Regions from separate parts of the Mus musculus genome. Here all the other regions are linked to region 1. Evidence: chromatin loops called from intact Hi-C (ENCODE). Cell type or tissue: gastrocnemius. All regions are shown on one strand. Region 1 overlaps Arhgap23 (Rho GTPase activating protein 23). Region 2 overlaps Srcin1 (SRC kinase signaling inhibitor 1). Region 3 holds the start of Srcin1 (SRC kinase signaling inhibitor 1). Region 4 holds the start of Gm38962 (a long non-coding RNA gene).

Region 1 (5,000 bases):
CCGAGGCTGGAGAGGGAGCAGGTTGGTTCAAACCTGGTACGGAGCTGGTGCAGTTAATCCACACTTTCAGGCATGGCAGGTTAGAGCCCTCCCCAGCCCCCTCCCCCTGCAAATGGTGAGCAGAGCAAGAATGACTGACCACACGCGACACACACAGGACAGGCGGCAGCAGGTGATTACAAGAGACAGGGGGCTCCTCTCTGCTACTTTACCCCAGCCAGTATCTCAGAACTAAGGATGCTGTGAGGTCTTTCTCTGGGACAAGAACTGGACATGCTAGCAGGCAGTGAAGCCAGAATGTGAGATGAGCTGTGGCTGGGGCCACTCACTGCCTCTGAGCACAGAAGCTACCTTCCTCTAGCACAGGATTTCCAGGATGAGTGTCCAGAGCCTGAGCCGAGGCAGGGGTTGTCGTTTGACAATGGCTTCTGGGGTGGGTCCTACAGAGGCTGGGTCCAAACTCAAGTTCCCTCATCTTGGTCACCCTGAAGTGCTCCCACTGCACAGGTTGGGCAGGGAGCTCAGGGCCATCTGGTGGCAGGGCAAGGGGTCTGACTTCCTCCAAGAGGAGGCAGGGTGGAGCCAAGGGTCAGCTGTGGACCAGAGCTGCCAACTGCTATGTCAGGCTGGGGTTCCTCACTGCTGGGGGCGTGTCTTCCACTCATGCCTGCCCAGGCTTCTTATAATCACCGGCTACTGTTAGTGACCGAGGCCGCGCGCAACACCGCACTATACCCTTTAAATCTCCAACAGGTCCGCTGGAGGAGGAGGGCAGGAGAAGCAGAGGGAAGGGAGGATGGAGGAGGAGGGAGGAGATCAAGGGGGAAAGAGAGAGGAGGGACAGGGTAAAGGAGAGAAGGAAGAGAAATTAAAAAGAGGAATGTACGCCGCTAGCTGTAAAAATCAAGGGCTCAAGAGAGAAACCAGTGAAGAAGGCCAAACACACATCCCTGCCCAGCCCTGCCCAGCCCTGCCCAGCCCTGCCCAGCCCTGGGGAAGCTGAGTTAACAGCTAGATTTTCGCAGAGAAGAAGACCCTCGACGGCCCATCTTGGGGTGTTGCCAGGCCAGGGCCTTTCAGGGAGGAGACAGGGAAGATAAACATCTGGCCAGGCATCTGGGACCCTCAGAAAGGCAGAGTCTCCCCCCCCCAAACAGGTCCCTTAACTCACCTGAGCCTGGATCACTGGGGGGCACTGTCCTGCCAATGTTGGGCAGGAGGTACTCGATGTTGGGCACCGACTGTGGCTCCTTGTCATCAACAGGGGTCTGCAAGCAGAGGGAGGCGTCAGTCTCCCAGATCGTTAGCCCCCCCAGGCCTCTCAAGAAGTGGCAGCTTGATGACAGGGCTCATGTCCTCCATGAGTGGGGCTCTCTCAGTGGGGATGCCCTGAGAATAGGCCTGACAGATCTCCCACAGGCAGAAGCTGGAAGGCTCCCTCAGCTAAGAACATGGGCTTTGCTTCTCCCATCAGACTGGACTATCCTACATGCTAAATACTGGGTTTCTCGGAGTTTGACCTGTATCACCCCCATCAGACTGCTGTGTCTCCTCCGTCAGACTGTAAGTGCCTTGGGCCCAGAATCTTCCCTTGGTTAAATTTTTTTTTTTAAGATTTCATTTTTACGTTAACTTTTTTTTTTTTTTTTTTAGCTTTCGCGAGTAATTTAATGTCTATCACAACTAATTCCAGAAAAAAATTTCCACCCCAATAGGATTCTTTTAAAATTTCCACCCCAATAGGATTCTTTGTACCTCTTAAATATTCCTTCCTGGCCCCTCCCCCCCTTACGTTAACTTTTTATATGTCTGGGTAGTTTGACTACATGTATATATGTGCATCAGACTGCAACCCCCTCCCATATTTGGGATACAGATGGCCATGAGCTGCCACATGGGTCCTGGGACTCAAACCTAGGTCCTCTGGGAGAGCAGCAAATACTCTTAATCACCGAGTCATCTCTCCAGTCTCAGCATTCAATATATGTAATTATCTATGTCTGAGTGTGGCTTTGTGCACTTGAGTATAGTGCCCAGAGAGGCCAGAAGGGCCGGGCATCGGAAGTTCTGAACTGGAGGTGGTTATGAGAACTGGACGTGGATGCTAGAAACCACATTCACGTTCTCCGCAGGAACTGTAGGTAACCTTAACCTCTAAGCCTTCTCTCCTCCACCACACCCGTTTGAATCTTGCTGCACGCCCTCCCCAAGGAGGGTCATCTCAGACCAGACCACGCCCACCTGCTCAACACCTCAGACCAGACACCACCCACCCTCTAGTCACTTACTCTCTCTCCTTTGTCCTCATCATCACTGAAGAACCAGTCAGACTGCAGAGGAGACAAAAGACGGGGTGAAATTAGTGTGGAGGGAGCTGAGAGTTGTCGGCTTCTTAACCTTCAGGCTAAAGGACCCACAGTCCCAAAGGTGATCCCTCCTTCAAGTAAGTCCTAAGAGAGGAGGCTCAGGCAGCCTCCACGAGTTCTGAGAAACCCTTACAGGGAGACAAAATGAGACCACATGTGGGAAGGAACCGATCAGTGCTAGGGAGAGCCCACCACTAGCTTGCTACTGGTCCCGGGTGCCTCACTATGGTGTACGCCTCATAGCCAGCCAGAAAAAGCCTGGTCGGCAGCGCCCTCTAGTGGATGCTAGGTGCACTGATCGTGTTGGGGAACCAGAACACAGCTGGAGCTGAGGGTGCAGGGGCCTCATCTCCCACCATCCCCGGCTCCACACTGACAGCTGGGGTGTCACACTCTATCCAGTGAGAGAAAATGCCTGGAAACAAGTGTTAGCTTCCATCAGAGTCAGACAGGCAAGACCTTTTTCATAAATGCTAAACACACTTGACTCGGTGGTTCATGCTTGGGGCTAGAGAATTTATTTGCGTTCAAGGGCAGCCCAGACTACTATGTGAATTCCAGTCCAGCCCGGTTACAGAATATCCTGCCAATTAGAACGAGTTAAAAATACAAAGTGAACCCCCAGCCTCCGGAGTCCAGAGATTTGTACTGCTTACAAAGAGCTGAGCAACAAGGAATGAAAGTATTGTTTCCTATCTGTGCCACTTTGAAACCAGAAAATGTATATCCTGCTAAACTCTCATTTAAATTTAAGGATAATCCCAGGCATACTGGTGCATACCTACAATCCCAGCACCAGGGAAGCAGGAAGTAGGAGGCATGCCACACATTTGAGGCCAGCCTAGTCAGGCCAACTAGGGTTTGTCTCAGAAAAAAAAGGGGCAGGGGGAGGATTAATTTGTAGCATATATGCTGTCATCTTTGTCATCTTTCTTTTTTGAAAAAAGGTATCCTGTAGCCCAAACTAGCCTCCAATTCCTGGTCCTCTTGCTTCCGGCTCCCAGGTGCTTGGGTTATAGGTGTGAACCACCACATCTGGGTCTAAGATATCTTAAAAATACTGTAAGGACAACTGGCACCCGGGGAAATGGCTCCGTAAAGTGTCTGTTGCATAGCAATCAAGACCCCAGCACCCGTGGAAGGAGGCAGGCATGGCCTGGAGACACAGGCTTCTAACTCTGGCGCTGGACAGCAGAGGCAGGGGCATCCCAAGGTCTGCTGACCAGCCAGTCTAGCTGACTCGGTGAGCTCCGGGTTCACTGAGAGGCCTTGTTAAAAATGGTGCGGAGAGTGATAGATGCTGGATGTCTGTCAACCTCTGCTCTCCAGATGTGCACTAGCAGGCAAGAGGATCAGCGCACACAGAATACAGTTCATAGACTTGCAGGAGACTAAAAAAAAAAAAACTACCGTATCTGACTGAACAGATAAAAATTAGGCACATGTTCTGGGCAGTGGTGGTGCACGTCTTTAATCCCAGCACTCGGGAGACAGAGGCAGGCAAATTTCTGAGTTCGAGGCCAGCCTGGTCTACAAAGTGAGTTCCAGGACAGCCAGGGCTACACAGAGAAACCCTGTCTCAAAAAAAAAAAAAAAAGGCAGATGCTACAGAGATGGCTCAGAGGCTAAGAGCACTGGAGGCTCTTCCAGAAGACCCAGGTTTGATTCCCAACATCCACATGACAGCTCACGATCAGCTCTAACTCCATTTCCAGAGAATCTGGTGCCTTCTGGCCTCTGCAGGCATCGTACACACAATGGTCAGCAGACACTCATTCAAGTAAACACAAAAGTATTAAAAGATAAAAAGATATAGATGCAAAATGCTGATTCTTTCAGCAACTCAGTACACAAATCTCAACTAGTGAGCATGCATACTCAGGGCGTGGTCCTTGACATTAGAGAAGATGCAGTCTTCTAGAAGACGCACGAACCATTCAAAAACCAAATCTACCCTGGGTCACCATAATGGCTCCATAGTGCCTACACTCTGCAACCCATGTCCTCTCCTCACAATGCAGCAAATGCGAACTGGTTATAACTTTACACATAGCTCTCTGTGAAGCAGCTTTCTTTACAACAGCTAAGTCTTGAGGGCAGCCAAGCTGTTTGCTGTGGTTTGGACAAATCCCTCAAGGGCATCAAAGGCTTGGTCCCCAGGTGCCACTACAGGAAGGCACTTCAGGGGGTGGGGCCTTGTGGGTATACCCCAGAGGGGAGGGGAGGACCCAGCCTACCTTTCTCTTTGCTCCCTGGCTAATACGATGGGCAGTTTTACTCCTCCACACCCCAGCTACAATCACCATGTGATACCAGAGGCCAAAAGCAACAGAGACACTCACACATGAACCGGAAACATGGGAACTGTGAGCTAAAATAAACATATCTCAGCAGGAGGAGATGACCTCAGAAGTTTCACTCAATGACTGAGAGCTGACGTGTAACCTTTCAGTAGAGGATTACACAGGTAATCCATCATATATCCAGTGGGATATTATTCAGTATCAGAAGGAAACAGGCCAGGGATGGTGGTACATGCACGTAATCGCAGCACTTGGGAGACAGAGGCAGGAGGATCTGTGCAAGTTCCTGGTCAAATCTGGTCTATACATCAAGATCTTGTTTCAAAAGCAG
Region 2 (5,000 bases), 67 kb before region 1:
TGGGCTAGGTGAACCAGTAGGCTTGCCTGTGAGCCAGGAGTACAGGATGGATGTAGCGCCCCCTGTCAGGCTCAGTGTGGCTGACTCTTCCCAGATCCTCAGTCCCCTCTGGTGGCCATCAGTCCCCTCAGCTTCTAGGCCTGTTCCTCAGGACCACCCAGTGTGGGTAGCTGGCACCTCATGGAATAAAAGGCTTCTTAGTTAAGAGTGGAGACAAAGGGCCCACCCTGAAGAGACCCTTACAGCCCCGGGGAGACTCCTATCACTTGGGGGTAGATAAGGCCTAAATGCAGAGGAAGACTGTGCCCTGCCTGCCCCCTGGGGAATGCCCAGCTGGAGGCTGTTTGGAATTGAGGTGGGCAAGCATCATGCTGTACTCAGACTGCTCCCACTCTGGGCTCATGATGGAGGACCCAGAGCACTAGCTGAGGTGGCCGAACCATCCTTTTTAGTGTCTCCTACCCAGGAAGCATACACCGAATGGCAAACAGAAACTCCCGCAGGGAGCTGGGGAGGCCTAGGCCCCACCCCACTGCTCCTTGTCGGCAGGTGAACTCTCCCTCCCCACCCTGAGGAGGTCCTTTAATTGGATTCAACTCGTTTAACCAACTAAGTGGCCTTTGGTGGGTTTTAAATCTTCGCAAATTGGTTTGTGTTTTTCTGCCTGTGCAGGGATGTGAATGGCAGGGCCCAGTGCCGTCCTCTCCTCCCCTTGGCTTCTTCTGGTGTCTTCCACCTCTTGGTCCATCCAAGTCTGAGTGCCCAGCTTCCTAGCAAAGAACAAGAGCACAGGGACACAGGGAACAGTCTCCTCCCTGTCCCTATCCCCAGAAGGGAACACGCCCACCGTTCAGCCTTCCTTAGTTGGCCCTCCTATTCCCGGGCTGTCCCAGGAGGACAGTCTGGCCTGAAGCTCTCCCGATGTGACCCTGTAGACAATTGAATGGATAAGGGAAGGCTGCCGGCTCCGTCAGCATCTGACAGACTCTTGTTTTGCCCACCTTGGTTTCTGTGTCTGTAGAGCCCAGGAAGCTGAGTCCACCATGGCGAAGCTAGACTCTGTGTGACCTCCTCTGTCTGTCATGGATCAAAGCTGGACTTCCCTGGGGACCCAGTAATGATAGTTTGCTGTCACTTTACTGCCTCTGGAAGTCAGCGTTATTGTCTAACCACCTCTACCGTGTTTTTAGCTCCTTTCCCTCCGAGATCTCTCTCTTGTGGGATCCCCTTCTCCCTCCTCCTTGCCCTCCCTCTAACCCAGATGAGGTTCTGTAAAGGCAGCCTGACTTCCAGAGCAGGGCTGGGTTGGCCAAGCATAGAGAGTTTCGGGGTGCAGGTATGGAGGTCCCTGCCTGAGAGATGGGTGGGAACTCTTGTTTCAATCTTCTGTCAAGCTTGCTTCCCCCCCCACCCCCCACCCCGTCTCTGAGGCTCTTGTTAGAGTGACAGGGAGACTCAACAGGGCGCTGGGCATTAGCAATTTAGGGGGATATTACACAGGAATGTTTACAGAAAGGCAATTGCCTGGAAAATGACTTTGGTGGCTGTGGTATGGGGCGGAAAAGCTGGTTCTAGAAAACAGATACAGATGGGCTTCTGCCTCAGGACCCACAGACAGACAGCATGGTGAGGGGCAGAGGGCCCGTAGGCCACAGCACAGACCTCCCTGGGCAAGCAAGGATGGGCCTGGCTCTCAGAACCTTGGCATTTAAGAAGCAGATCTGGGCCTCTGACCTTTGTCCTCTGGCCTCTAGCTTCAAACTCATCATGCTTTCAGACTGAAGTGGGAGCCAGCCAAATGAAGTTGTCAGGCAGTATTGACTGTGGCAGCGCCTCAGGGCTGCTCCTGGGTGACTTGGGCACCTCTTGCTCTGGCTATAGAGGGGACACCAAGAGTTCTGTTGCTTGCCCGTGTGTGTGTGTGTGTGTGTGTGTGTGTGTGTGTGTGTGTGTGTGTGTGTTTATGAGGAGGGTACTGTGGAGTCTGAAGCAGGCCCTCTCCCTTTCTTGAAATATCTGTCACCCTCCCCCTTTGCCCTGACTGGTGGGGACAAGAGTTGCTGTCCAGCCCTCCCTTTTTTGCTCTAGCTACATTCAGGACCCCGCTTCTGTCAGACCATGGACTGAGAACACGTGTGTCAGCCCCTTTTTCTGAGACAGGGACCTTGGTGTCCATGCAAAAGGAGCTGGCTATCTCAGAGGTTCTCCGAGTCCTTCTCTGTCACTTTCTGTCACTGTAGCTCTGATCTCCTCTCCATTTTTCTCTCCTTTGCCCCCTCCCACATTCTCTTCTGAAGATGATGTCATGCTCCAGCGCTGCCCAGCAACAGGCAGGGGGGTGGAGGTGCGGGGATGACGATGACAGGGACGGACACAGAGTAGATGGAGACATCAGGGTGGGGATGAGAGTGAGGACTTTCCAAGATGGTGTCACTGAGATGCTGGGATCTTAATTCTTCTAATGAGCTACAGTTATTTCATGTAAGAGAATTCAGTGGTGTGTAAAAATAAATCAGGCCCATAAATAAACTGGGGGGTGGGGTTTGGGAGCCTCTGAATAAGTAACAATGTTTCTATGAAGCACCTGCTCATGTGTCACAGCCAGCCACTGGGGGGCGCCCACTGCTTCCCATCACCCCAGTAGGGCCACCTTCCCCTCCCCCAAGACCCAGGCAGAGCTGAGGTGACAGAGGTCCCCTTCTGCTTCTCCGGTCCCCATGCTTCCTTTTCTTAGTCCCTGGCATCTGCCCGATGACCTCCACTTTCCCCTTTAAGAATCTTAAGAGCCCAGTGTGGCAGGGCATGCCTGTAAAACAGTGCTCTGAGTCTGAGGCCAACCTGGGCTGCACCGTGTGTTTAAGGCTAGTCTCTGCTACATGTGGAACGGGTGCCTCTAAAAAATCCAAAAGGGGGATCCCCCACAGCGCATCCCAGCCCTTCTTGCCCACCTGCCTCTGCTCTCCTCTCTATCCCTAGCCTAAACCCAGCTGAATCAGGAGCACCATTGATTGGGTCACTGGGCCTGAAGCCTGCTGCCAGCCTTAAACTGCACAGTTCAGAGAAGGTCAGGGCAGCCTGTGGACTGCTGATAGTGGGAGCTGGCTGAAGGGACAGGGAACCAACATGCCCAGCCGGGTCATAGGCTCAGTTTCTCACTGCTCCTTGGGGACAGGGTTTGGAGATTAACACCCTTGTTTTACAGATTAGACCCCTGATTCATCAGGGAAGGGCCTGCTTGGCTGAGTCCCTGGGGGTGGGAGGAGGGGGAACCGATTCAATCTAAGTGAGAATGGCTTGGCCGCCGTCTAAATTCAGGGGCCCTGGCTCTAAAGGGTTAAGGGACTGGGATGTAGCTTAGTTGGTGGTGTGCTTTATCCTCAGCACTGCATTAATCAGGCATGGGGGTTCATTTCTGTCATCTCAGCACTGAAGTGGAGAGGATCAAGGCTATCCATGGCTAGCTACATAGTTTTGAGACTAGTGGTTGTGTGTGTGTGTGTGTGTGTGTGTGTGTGTGTGTGTGTGACAGAGAAATAGAAAGAGAGAAATCGAGTGAATGACTACAAAGGAATCTCCTTTGATTATTCCTTCTTTAACTCAGGGTTGGTCCTCCCATTGCCACCAGACCCTGTAAAAAGACAAGAGACAAGCTTGTCCCAAGCAGGGACTTAGGATGCCGGGTTTGTCTTGCCGTCTTTCTGAGCAAACACACAGGGCTCTCTAAAGCTCTTAAACTGCTCTACAGCCTATCAATTCCAAGCCCCTCCTCCTCTCTGCCCCTGCCAGAGAGCACCCCCTGGACCCCAGTGTACTGGACATCTGATGGGTGCTTCCTGTCCTCCAGGAGGCAGTAAAGGCGTTTGTCCCTGTTCTCCTTGACACCCAAGCCTCATCAGTCCCTTTCCAACTGTCACCAGGAGAGATTTAAGCCACTACAGACCTAAAGTGACTAAAGACCTTCAGTGGCACTGAACCCCTCATCGCCCCCTCCTGCCACCACCATCCGGGGAGAGCCATCCTGGATGGTTCCCTGGGTTCCTCATGGTCATCGCCTACTTTGGGCTACTACACTGTCTGCCCCACATCAGAATTGTTGATGTCAGCCGGGCGGTAGTGGCACACACTTTTAATCCCAGCACTTGGGAGGCAGAGGCAGGCGGATTTCTGAGTTCGAGGCCAGCCTGGTCTACAAAGTGAGTTCCAGAACAGCCGGGGCTATTCAGAGAAACCCTGTCTTGAAAAACCAAAACCAAAACCAAAACCAAAACCAAAAACAAACAAACTAAAAAAAAAAAAAAAAAAAGAAATGTTGATGTCCTCTCAGGAATGGGGAAAGAGGGCTGATGTGGGGTGCAGGGGTGAAGGAGGAGATCTTTGGAGGTCGGCAAGGAGGGAAGTTCATGTGTGTCCAGAGTCCTGTGGGACAGAGCAAGGCTAGCAGGAGTCCACGTGATCTGGGCCCAGAGTTAGGTCCAGCAACAAGGCGGGACGAAACACACGTTGTAGGGAAAGAGGGAGGAGCCCAGTGCCCTTAGCCCCGAGATCTCCCTATCCTCTGTGGGGTCATGACCCTCTGGTATCATGGAGGAGAAGGGAGGTTGGAGTCCATGCCTATAGAGCACTCAGCCTGCTCCCCTGTGTCACCCTCAGCCTCAGTCCCTGTCTGCCCTGTCCTGCCACAAGCTGTTCTTGGGGCACAGAATGGCAGGAAGATGGCCCTTGTGTTCCTAGCCTAGTTAGCCTAGTTAGCAGGTTTCATTCCGTCCCCCCCAAGGCCCCCCCCCCGCCCCATTTCTTTTGTTTGAGGGAACTGTTTGCATTGTATCAGTTCAGCATTACTTTGTTAACACAACTTCACTTTGAGCTTACCTATGTATATACTTAAGAGGAAACTTACCATTCTGAGGAATAATATCTATAAAACCAGCAATTTGCCCTCGTCCCTCAGATTTGTTCTGATCCTTATGAAAATAAAGGTGTAATCAATAACATATAAAACA
Region 3 (5,000 bases), 86 kb before region 1:
TGTTTCAAAAACAAGAACGAAACAAAACAAAAAAATCAAGGCAAGAAAACTAAAAGGGAGTTACATAAATGAGAAGTTACTTAGTTACTTGAGCCTGACTACTTTGTCTTGCCATGGTGGATTTCCTCATGAAGCAGCTTCCCCGGGGGAGAGGAGGTGCTTTGTCCTGGAGACCTCTTTGGATCGGTCTAAGATTCCTATGTGCAGATTTTACCACCTTCTCCCTCTCACCCCCCAACCCCTGCAGTCTTTTTTTCTTTTTTAAACAGGGTTTCTCTATATAGCCCTGACTGACTAGGCTGGCCTCGAACTCAGAGATCTGCATGCCTCTGCCTCCACCGTGCTGGGATCAAAGGCGTGTGCCACCACTGCCTGGTTTCCCACCCTGGTTGTCTTGGCCAGTGGCTTGTTGGAGAGTCCAGGAGTCAAGTGTTAAACGCAGGAAAGTGTCCGAGTAATAGGAAGGAGAAGCATCTTTACAATTGTCACCTTGGAGAAAATGGCCAGGTCCTTGAGACTGAGAGAAGCCCCTGTCCTGACTCCCTGCTTCACTCTGGCCTCTGCTGTCTGCTAACAGCTGTGTGGGGATGAGATTTAGAGTGGTGGGTCTGGTCTCTGCTTCAGGCAGCCGCAGGTAAGAAGAGTGGACCGAGAAAAAGAGGCTGGGCGTCCCAGAGTCAGGCCAACCTGAGTCAAGTCTGAGTTGAAGGCTCTTGCACTGGTGCTTGTCTACACTTCTTGAAGCCTTACTTCATTTCCATTTTGTTTTGGTTCGTTGGCAGGGTCTCACCATGAATGCCTGGCTAGCCTAGAACTCACAGATGAAGACTGGACTGGCTTAAAATTTGCATAGATCCTCCTGCCTTCCAAATCTAGGATAAGAGATGTGCACCTTTATTTCTGATATGTGGCTAATGTGGCAAGATTAAATTAGAGACCATGGCTAAAGCCTGAGGATGCTCCTCCCCTTGGATGGGCATAGAATATGGATGGGAAAACATTGCCCCTTGGGTAGGGGTGATTTTGGATTGGGAAGACCCCAAAGGCAGAGGGGTCTTATAGAGCAGTGTGAAGGTCTGAAGGGAGGAGAGGTGTGTGCCAGACTCAAGGCTTAATAGCTGTGACCCCCTCCTGTGCACAAGGCCCGCTGGGTACTGATGCCTATCTTGGGCAGGCAGCCAGGTAGGGAGCTGGAAGGGTGCCCAGTGAGTGCCCAGAGGCCAAAAGATGGTCACCATCCAGTTGGCAGAGGGAGAAGCAGCTGGCCTAGAAGAGAAGTCAGGGTCTTAACTGCTTAGTGTTGTGTGCCCAGACCTTGTGTCCAGGACACAGCTCTTGGCTGCCCTCCTGAGATGACCAAATGGAGCTGAGAGTCCCCTCCCACTGCCTTGCCCTGCCACCTGAGTTAGTGGAACTGGACATTGATCTGTAAGGGGCAGTTGGGATCTTGCCCCTAGCTGGGCACGGGACTGGCTCAGAGGCAAGCAAGCCTAGGGGCGGGCAGAAAAGTAGGAGAGCCCAGATTAAGGCTGGGACTGGGTAGACCAAGAAGTGGGGAAACCGGTTTGTCATCTGGGCCACTTGGGGTGGGGTCTCCTCTCCTGAGCCCGGTCTGCCAGTCATTCTGCCAGGTGGCCTGTAGGGAAGAGATGCAGGCACTGGGTGGCATTTTCTTGACCATCTGAACTGCCTTTGGGAATGCCAGGAGTAAATAAAACGGGCAGAAAGCTCAGCCCACCTGCCTCTCTTGAAAAGAAGCTTCCGAGAGAGGGAACTGGCCACAGAACCCGAGGGAAGGAAGCAGGGAGAAGCCTGAGTTCCAAAGGTCATCGTGTGTCTGGGTCCGAGCTGGAGATGGAGAAGTTTGTATCATCCGCAGGTAGGCCCAGTAAGGTGAACCAGGGTGGGGCACTCCTCCTGGCGCACTACAAGCTGCTTTGGAGATGGCAAAGGTGTCCCCAGAAGAGGCGTGAAAAGACAGAGTCTGTGACGGCCTACTTTGGGGTCCACTTCAGAAGGGATCAGTGTCTCTTCAATCTCACGCAGTACCTGCTCACGCCTGCGGTAGGGGCAGGAATCCGAAGTAGGGGCCAGGAGGACGTCCAGCAGGGGGCGTCTGGGAGCCAGGTCCCTGGCCCAGTGGTAGCTGAGGAAGGGGGAAGGGCAGAGGTGAGGAGGCGCGACCATAGAGGGGTACGCTGCACTGGGGGTGGGGGGGGGTAGGTGTCTCGGCTCTCCAGGCGTAGAACGACTGTGGCGCTCCGAGGTCACCTTGGCTGGAGCGATCCCTGATTCTCTCGTCCCCTCCCCAGCCTCAAGCCCTGCTTCAACGAACCCGAAGTGCTTTTTTTATTTTTTGTCCCAAAGCGTTGAGGGTGCTTGGAGACCCAAAGAGTCACCTCCCCAGGTGCCTCTTTCGAGGCCACTCTGGGGTCAACGCATTTGTCTCTACCGCAGCAGGAGGACCGCTGAGGGTGGGGGAAGCAGGTGGAGTTTGGGGGGGGGGGAGGAGCGTGAGCGCGCCCCGCACCCTAGTCCGGGCGGCGCGCTGCGGGATCCGGGTGTGCTGCTGGAGGGCGCGAGGAGGCGCAGTGCCCCTTCCCTTCCCCCGCTCCCCGCCACCCCCGGCGGCCCTTTGTACCATCCGGCCACACGCGCGTGCCCGCATCGTGCGCGCTCCCGCCCGCAGTGACACACCCGCGCCGGCCGCACGCGCGCACTCGCGCGCACACACACAGAGACACACACACACACACTCGCTCTCGCACACTCGGTGACACGCCCGCGCGCGCGCGCACCCACACGCCCGGCCGCCGGCGCCCTCCCAAGCTGGTCCACCCCGGCGGGGCCCGCGCCCCCGGCCCGCCCGCCTGGCACCGCGCCCCGGGGCTGGGGCCGAGCGAGAAGCCCGCGAGGCGGCGAGAGGGCGAGCGCCAGGCAGGCCGGCCCGGGGCCCCCGCCCCCCGCGCCCCCGCCCGATGGGGAACGCTCCGTCCCAAGGCATGTCCCTGTCTCTCTCCTCCCTAATGTGCCTCCATGCTTAAGTGGAAGGTATTTCTGTTTTCTTTGTGTGTTTTCCCCTCGGCCGGGGGCGGGGGCGGCGGCCGGGCCCGGGAGGCGGCGGCCGGCCGGGCGAGGGATGCTCTGGGCGCAGGTGTTACGGGGGGCAGGGTACCGCTGCGCGCCGGGCTGGGACGGGCCAGGGAGGGAGAGCGCAGGGAGCAGAGAGGGTCTGGAGCCGGCGAAGCTGGGGACCCGGCGGGAAGGGCCTCGCGGTGCCCGGGGGGAGGGGACCTGGGGTTACAATGTAAGGGGGAGGGGTGGGTGAAGGGGGATGGCGAAGAGAGTCGGGGGGAGGGGAGGGGTCCATGCGAGGTGGAAGCTAGGGTTGTTGAAGGGGGAAGGGACAAGGGATGAATGCAAGAGAACCACATCCCGCCTCAGCTCTCAGAATGGGGTGCAGGCGCTGGGCTGGTAGTGCTGGACCCTTCGTGCCAGTCCCTCAGGGAAGCAGCGGACTGAGAGCGCTCTGGGTTTGGTTGTGTTGCCAGGATACAAAGCTGCATTCTACACCCCACCCCCTGCACCTCGAGGCCCTAGCCCTGGAGACCTCCTAGCCTCCACAGGAGTTGCAGAAACTGGGGACCTGCTCCCGGCTTGCTGGGTGGTGGGTAGGGAGGGCCCTGGAGAGGGAGGGATCGAGGGAGGGGCTTCTGGATCTTAAATCCTCCCCTTGCAGACGCAAGGGGTAAAGAAGGGCGCCCCCAGCTGGGTAGGGCGTCCGGGGTGATGTGGAGGTGGGGACTGCAGGGGGCTGGAAAAGTAGAGGGGCGGGGCTGGGGAGGGGACTCGCGTGGCCCCCCCTCCCCTCCCACGCACCCCCCTGCTACGTCAGAAGCTCCTGGGCCAGCTCCGAGTCCTGTCGGTGGGGGCAGCAGGATGCTGGTGGCAGTAGAGGGGGCCGGCCGGGTGCCTCCGCAGCTCAGCTGGCAGGGCCCTGTGGGGCGTGTGTGGCTGCTGGTGCGCGCCCCCAGCCCCACGCCTCCCCATGCAGCCCTGGCAGTGCCTCCGGCGCTTCGCCCTGGCCTGGTGGGAGAGGACCGCCGAGGGTCGCGCCCGTTCTCCCAGGGAGGAGGTTGGACCGAGGGACCCTGGGGGCCGAGGGGAGCCAGGTGAGCCGGATCAGTACCTCTTAAATGTTGCCAGATCTGTGGGCTCTGCAGACCCCAGCTTTGAGAGAAATGGGGTTCTCAGTTGGGGCTTCCCGGCTGCAGCCTCTCAGAAGGTGTTTGGGATAAAGGTGGGAAGTGAAGAAACTGTGTAGATATCAGTTGTAGGGAGGGATCGGGCTGTTCATTTGGGTAGGGTTCGTGCCCTTTGGGATGGGGTGATAAGATACCTTCCTCTTCTCTGGTCATCTTTGCTATGGGTGACCTTGAGCCAATTGCTTGGCTAACTCTGTGCCTCAGTTTCTCATTCCCTTCCCTGTCTCTGGCTGGTCTTAAAAATGATGATGTCTCTGATAGAGCTAGTCACTGTGGAGATGAGAGACTGTCATCTCTGGTGGCAGCTGGGATGGACGGTGGTTTCTAGCACGGCTGGTGTGTGTTTGTAACTGGACGCCACTGTGGCATATGGGTTTGGGGTTTGGTTGATGGTGGCCGGTATGGAGTCACTCTGGATAAATGGTCAGGGTGGGATGCAGCCAGAAGGAGTGCTCTTGGTAGGCTGGGAGTTGGGATAGTGACTTAGCCTGGTATAGAAGCAAGGGTGAGTGAGGGCTCTGGACATAAGGGGAAGGGGCTCCCCCACCCACCCCAAGGCTGTCTGGTACCCAGGCACCATTGGCTGCAAGTGTAAAGGCTTTGCCCTGGCTTCCTGCCACTCTGCCTTGGGGACAAGAGGGTTTTTGTCCAAAGCTGCCCCCTAGTCCTGCGTTCTTTCTTCCTTCCCTGGGAGGTTAGTTCTCAGATACCAATGACCCTGGGACTGAGGTTCGG
Region 4 (5,000 bases), 130 kb before region 1:
GTTGTTGTTGTTGTTGTTGTAGTTTCACTCTCCCTAGCTGGCCTGGAACTCACTATGTAGACCGGATTGGTCTGGAACTCACAGATCTGCCCACCTCTGTCTTCCAAGAGCTGCTATTAAAGTTGTGTACCACCACACCTGGCTTATTCTAAGTGTTCTCTCTCTGTTGTAGGGGGATGTGCATGGTTGCCATTGCCATCGCGCTCACACATGTGGAAGTTAGAGAACACCTCTGTGGAGTTGGTTTTAGAAGTCACAGCTCTGTGACAGAGACACAGAATATGTGCCTATGTGTGCCTATGTGTACCTATGTGTGCCTGTGTGCGCCTATGTGTGCCTATGTGTACCTATGTGTGCCTGTGTGCGCCTATGTGTACCTATGTGTGCCTGTGTGTGCCTATGTGTGCCTATGTGTACCTATGTGTGCCTGTGTGTGCCTATGTGTGCCTATGTGTACCTATGTGTGCCTGTGTGCGCCTATGTGTGCCTATGTGTACCTATGTGTGCCTGTGTGTGCCTATGTGTGCCTGTGTGTGCCTATGTGTGCCTGTGTGTGCCTATGTGTGCCTGTGTGTGCCTATGTGTGCCTGTGTGTGCCTATGTGTACCTATGTGTGCCTGTGTGTGCCTATGTGTGCCTATGTGTACCTATGTGTGCCTGTGTGCGCCTATGTGTGCCTATGTGTACCTATGTGTGCCTGTGTGCGCCTATGTGTGCCTATGTGTACCTATGTGTGCCTGTGTGTGCCTATGTGTGCCTGTGTGTGCCTATGTGTGCCTGTGTGTGCCTATGTGTGCCTGTGTGTGCCTATGTGTGCCTGTGTGTGCCTATGTGTACCTATGTGTGCCTGTGTGTGCCTATGTGTGCCTATGTGTACCTATGTGTGCCTGTGTGCGCCTATGTGTGCCTATGTGTACCTATGTGTGCCTGTGTGCGCCTATGTGTGCCTATGTGTACCTATGTGTGCCTGTGTGTGCCTATGTGTGCCTGTGTGTGCCTATGTGTGCCTGTGTGTGCCTATGTGTACCTATGTGTGCCTATGTGTGCCTCTGTGTGCCTGTGTGTGCCTGTGTGTGCCTGTGTGCGCCTATGTGTGCCTATGTGTACCTATGTGTGCCTGTGTGTGCCTATGTGTGCCTGTGTGTGCCTATGTGTGCCTGTGTGTGCCTGTGTGTACCTATGTGTGCCTGTGTGTACCTATGTGTACCTATGTGTGCCTGTGTGTGCCTATGTGTGCCTGTGTATGCCTGTGTGTGCCTGTGTGTGCCTGTGTGTACCTATGTGTACCTGTGTGTGCCTGTGTGCGTCTATGTGTGCCTGTACTAGCATAGGAGAAGCAGGTCATGTGATCCCTTCTTCAGGATGTGGGCACTCTACAGATAACACTTGTCAACTCTGGCTCAGTGACTTACTCTCTCTGAGCCTCAGCATTGCCTCCAAAAATCAGTGGATTTTGCGACACAAGTGGTAGGTTGGTTACCTGCGCTGGTTAGTTTTTACCAATTGGACATAACCTAGAGTCATCTGGGAAGAAAGAGTCTCAGTAGAGAAACTGCCCAGGTTAGATTGGCCCGTGGCTTTGTCTATAAGTTTTCTTTTTTTTTTTTTTTTTTTTTAAGATTTATTTATTTATTATATGTAAGTACACTGTAGCTATCTTCAGACACTCCAGAAGAGGGCGTCAGATCTCATTATGGATGGTTGTGAGCCACCATGTGGTTGCTGGGATTTGAACTCTGGACCTTCAGAAGAGCAGTCGGGTGCTCTTAACCACTAAGCCATCTCGCCAGCCCATGTTTTCTTGATTGATGATATGGGAGGACCCAGCCCACTATGGGCAGCACCATTCCCTAGGTAGATGGATCTGGGCTGCATAAAGCAGCATCTCCCCATGGTTTCTTCCTCCCTTCCTGTCCTGACTTTCTTAAATGGCAAACATGGACGATGAAATAAACCCTTTAGTTCCCAATTTGCTATTGGTCACGGTGCTTATCACAGCGATTGATAGGAAACGAGACCTTCTCCTATGAGCTATCACAAAACCCAAGCACTTAGGGAAAAGAAGGAGCTGAAGCGTCTGCTTCCTGTAGAGAGTACCCTCGGAGCATGGTTGGGGTCCTGGTTTAAATCTTCAGCACCAGGGGTGGGGATGGCAGTGGGGGTGACAGACACAGGAGGCAGGGAAGGCGAGAGGAAGAGGGCTGAAGACTGAAAACACACATCTAGCTTTAACTAGTCCAGATCGCGGCACACACATTACCCACTGGGCCCTACTTCCAGTCTGTTACCCCATCATTTTGGCTCCTGTGTTGGCATGTGAGTCAGGTTGAGAGTTGACGGAGTCCTCCTAGAAACTGAAGTCTGGCCCAGGTGTCCAGGTAAGTCAGCCACTCCAGGGCGATGTAGCTGAAGGAAGGTTGGTAGGAACCTTGAGGGTAGGACTGGGCAAGAACAGCTCAGGGATGTGTGTAGAGAGAGGAGGGGCTAAGGCCAGAAAGAACCCTGATGACATCAGTGGCCATCAGTGTGGAGTGAAGCAGAGGCTGATGACGTCAGTGGCCATCAGTATGGAGTGATGCAGGGGTGCTTTGAGGCCACTGCTAATTTGCCAACAGATGATTCTTCGGGCCTGACTGGGGCTTCCTAAACCTCTGTGCAGTCGAATGTGGCTACGTGACTAGAATCGCATCAGTGGGCTGCAGGGGGCAGTATTGTGTGCCTTCCCAGCCTGGTTATGCCCTTTCAATTTCTGCCTGGCATACCCCAGGATGGCAGCCACCCAAGGTTGGTCAGGAGACCAGGAGGGTGCCCTAGAGGGCAGTACAGTGGCACACACACAAAAAAGCTGGAGTCTTTGAGTAGCCCTGACAACAGAGTCCAACCAGCTTTTGTTTTCTTGGAACTGCAGGGTAGAAACTTCACATTCTTTAAGGACCCATTTTATTTTACTTTATTTTATTTGTTTATTTTAAATAGTTATTTCTTTATTTTAAATAGTGTCTCCCTATATACAGCCTTGGGTTGGCTAGAACTTTATTTAAAGCTCAGACTAGCCTTGAATTTGCAGTGATTATCGGGCTGTGAGCCTTCACATTTTGAGACTCTGGGCTTTAACCACTACACCTACTGGTTTTATGACCCACAGTTCTTGTTTTATTTGTTCTAAGGCAAGGTCTCCTATAGCCTGGCTGGCCTTGAGCTCTATATGTAGCCAAAAAATGGCTTTGGATTTCTGATCCTATGAGAGCACCCACACCTGCCTAAAATATAGTTTTAATAGAGATTTAAGTTCGAACATTGGGAGATAGAGCGAGGAGCACTTAGGAAAAGGTCTCCCCAGCCGCTGTCTTCCATGTTACAGGAATTTAATTAACTAATACCACTTGGCCTAACTAAATTAATGCAGTTTAGCATAATACGACTATATGACTAATTCAGCTAATTAACAAAAATGTGTTCCAGTAGCCAGGTGTGTGGCGCACATACCCACACACCTGGAATCCCAGCATCTGGGAGGCAGGAGATGGTCCTCGTTTGGAGATCAGCCTGCTCTGGTTCTAAGTTCTAGCCAGCCAGAGATTCACGTGAGACATTATCTCTCAGAAGGTGTGGAAGAGGGCTCGGGAGGGGCCTAGTGAGATGACTCAGCATCGAAGAGCACATGATGCTTCTGAGAGGAGAGAGAGAAGCCTGCTGCTGCTGCTTCTGCTGTGCTAAACAGCAACCTGGAGAGGAAAGGGTTCGTTTGGCTTACGTGTCAGGATCATAGTCCATCACGGAGTCCATCACCGAGGTAGGAACTCAGGCGGAGAGGAACCTGAAGGTAGAAAGTGCAGAAAGACAGTGGAGGAGTGTGGCTCACCTATCTGTCGTCCCCCACATGCGCAAACCGTCCCCCCCAGCTTTCTTAAACCAGCCAAGGCCACCCACAGTGAACTGAACCCTGCTAGGTCCATCAATCATTAATTAAGGAAATTCCCTATAGGCAATCAACATGAGGCATTTACCCAATTGAGGTTCCCTCTTCTCTGGTGACCCTAGTTTGTTTTAAGTTGACAAACTAACCAAGACACTGTTCTTGCAGAGGACTGAAGGGTCAGGCCCCAGAACCCATATCAGGAAACTCCCTGTAACTCTAGTTCCTCTGTGTATATAGTGAGTGAGCCTGTATGTGTGTGTGCGCGTGCATGCGCGAGTGCACACACTTAAATCTAAAACAAAAACAAAAACAAAAACAAACCAACATCAAAAAAGAAATAGGCAGGCTAGAGAGATGGCTCCGCAGTTAGGAGCACAGACTGACTGGGTTGTGGGGTAGCGCATGTCTTTAATCCCAGTACTAGACAGGCAGAGGCAGTCGGATCTTTAAGAATTCAAGGCCAGCCTGGTCTACAGAGTGAGTTCCAGGATAGCCAGGACTGTTACATAGAGAAATTCTGTCTCAAACAAAGCAAAAGAAAAAGTGGAAAACTCTACAATTAATAGAAAATTCACCTGAAACCATTCAACTTCTAAGTAATGTCGCAATGAAGGGAGGGTTAGGGACGAAGCTCAGTGGTGTTTGGCTTTCCTAGCAAGTGCAAGGCCCTGGGCTGGATCCTCAGTATTAAAGAAAGAGTTGAGGGAGGAAGAAGAAACAGATGGAGGAGAAAGTGAGCCATCGGATTGAGAGGATGGAGTGAGAGGTTCACAGGCTTTGCTATTGGGGGCTCTAGTGGGTCCTTCTGTGGGGGGAGAGATGTCCTTCTGTGGGGGGAGAGAGAAGTCCTGGGAGGGGTGGAGAAGACAATCCAGCAGTGCAGGCTTCCTTTCTGTGGAACTACAGAGATGGGGAAGAGTCTAGAAGGAGGCTCAGAGACTAGCACCCCCAACAGTGCAAGTTAAGGGTGGGTGAGGGGCTGAGGAGAGGAGTCTGGGCAGGATGACTGAGGAGCGCTATCTCAGAGGGGATGGAGACCGGGTTAGCGGCTGTGGGCGCAGAAGGTGGGAAGATGGAGATG

The links. Hi-C counts contacts between places; a loop is a spot of excess contacts. Peaks named below come from ENCODE experiments on the same cell type or tissue, not always from the same donor. Only the 100,000 strongest peaks of a DNase experiment are listed, where the experiment ranks them.
Region 2: a loop joins it to region 1, with 5 times the contacts of the local background. A loop is called at or near these places in 7 of 42 quality-filtered maps.
Region 3: a loop joins it to region 1, with 2.0 times the contacts of the local background. A loop is called at or near these places in 12 of 42 quality-filtered maps.
Region 4: a loop joins it to region 1, with 3 times the contacts of the local background. A loop is called at or near these places in 26 of 42 quality-filtered maps.

Annotation. Positions count from the first base shown.
Region 1 is chr11:97,487,402-97,492,401 of GRCm38, reverse strand. It overlaps Arhgap23 (Rho GTPase activating protein 23), which reads right to left. Exons shown (of 19, transcript NM_021493.2): 16 at 2,289-2,330; 17 at 1,172-1,268. 4933428G20Rik (RIKEN cDNA 4933428G20 gene) reads left to right here. Exons shown (of 3, transcript NM_001289118.1): 3 at 1,265-1,619. The coding sequence ends at 1,393. Among named protein-coding and RNA genes, the nearest start is that of 4933428G20Rik, 10 kb to the left of the region's middle. In gastrocnemius, no CTCF peak of the experiment used is centred here; DNase peaks (open chromatin) are centred at 575, 1,103 and 2,634.
Region 2 is chr11:97,554,832-97,559,831 of GRCm38, reverse strand. All of the region lies in intron 1 of Srcin1 (SRC kinase signaling inhibitor 1), which reads left to right. Among named protein-coding and RNA genes, the nearest start is that of Srcin1, 18 kb to the left of the region's middle. In gastrocnemius, CTCF peaks have their summits at 60 (motif pointing left) and 2,604 (motif pointing right); DNase peaks (open chromatin) are centred at 113 and 2,634.
Region 3 is chr11:97,572,968-97,577,967 of GRCm38, reverse strand. It overlaps Srcin1 (SRC kinase signaling inhibitor 1), which reads left to right and starts at 2,842. Exons shown (of 20, transcript NM_018873.2): 1 at 2,842-3,000. The coding sequence starts at 2,979. In gastrocnemius, a CTCF peak has its summit at 2,084 (motif pointing right); DNase peaks (open chromatin) are centred at 3,214, 3,803, 3,908, 4,854 and 3 more places; H3K4me3 peaks cover 1,796 bases.
Region 4 is chr11:97,617,254-97,622,253 of GRCm38, reverse strand. It overlaps 2410003L11Rik (RIKEN cDNA 2410003L11 gene), which reads right to left. Exons shown (of 4, transcript NR_045496.1): 3 at 3,755-3,817. Gm38962 (a long non-coding RNA gene) reads left to right here and starts at 3,669. Exons shown (of 2, transcript XR_880192.2): 1 at 3,669-3,793. In gastrocnemius, a CTCF peak has its summit at 2,701 (motif pointing right); a DNase peak (open chromatin) is centred at 2,748.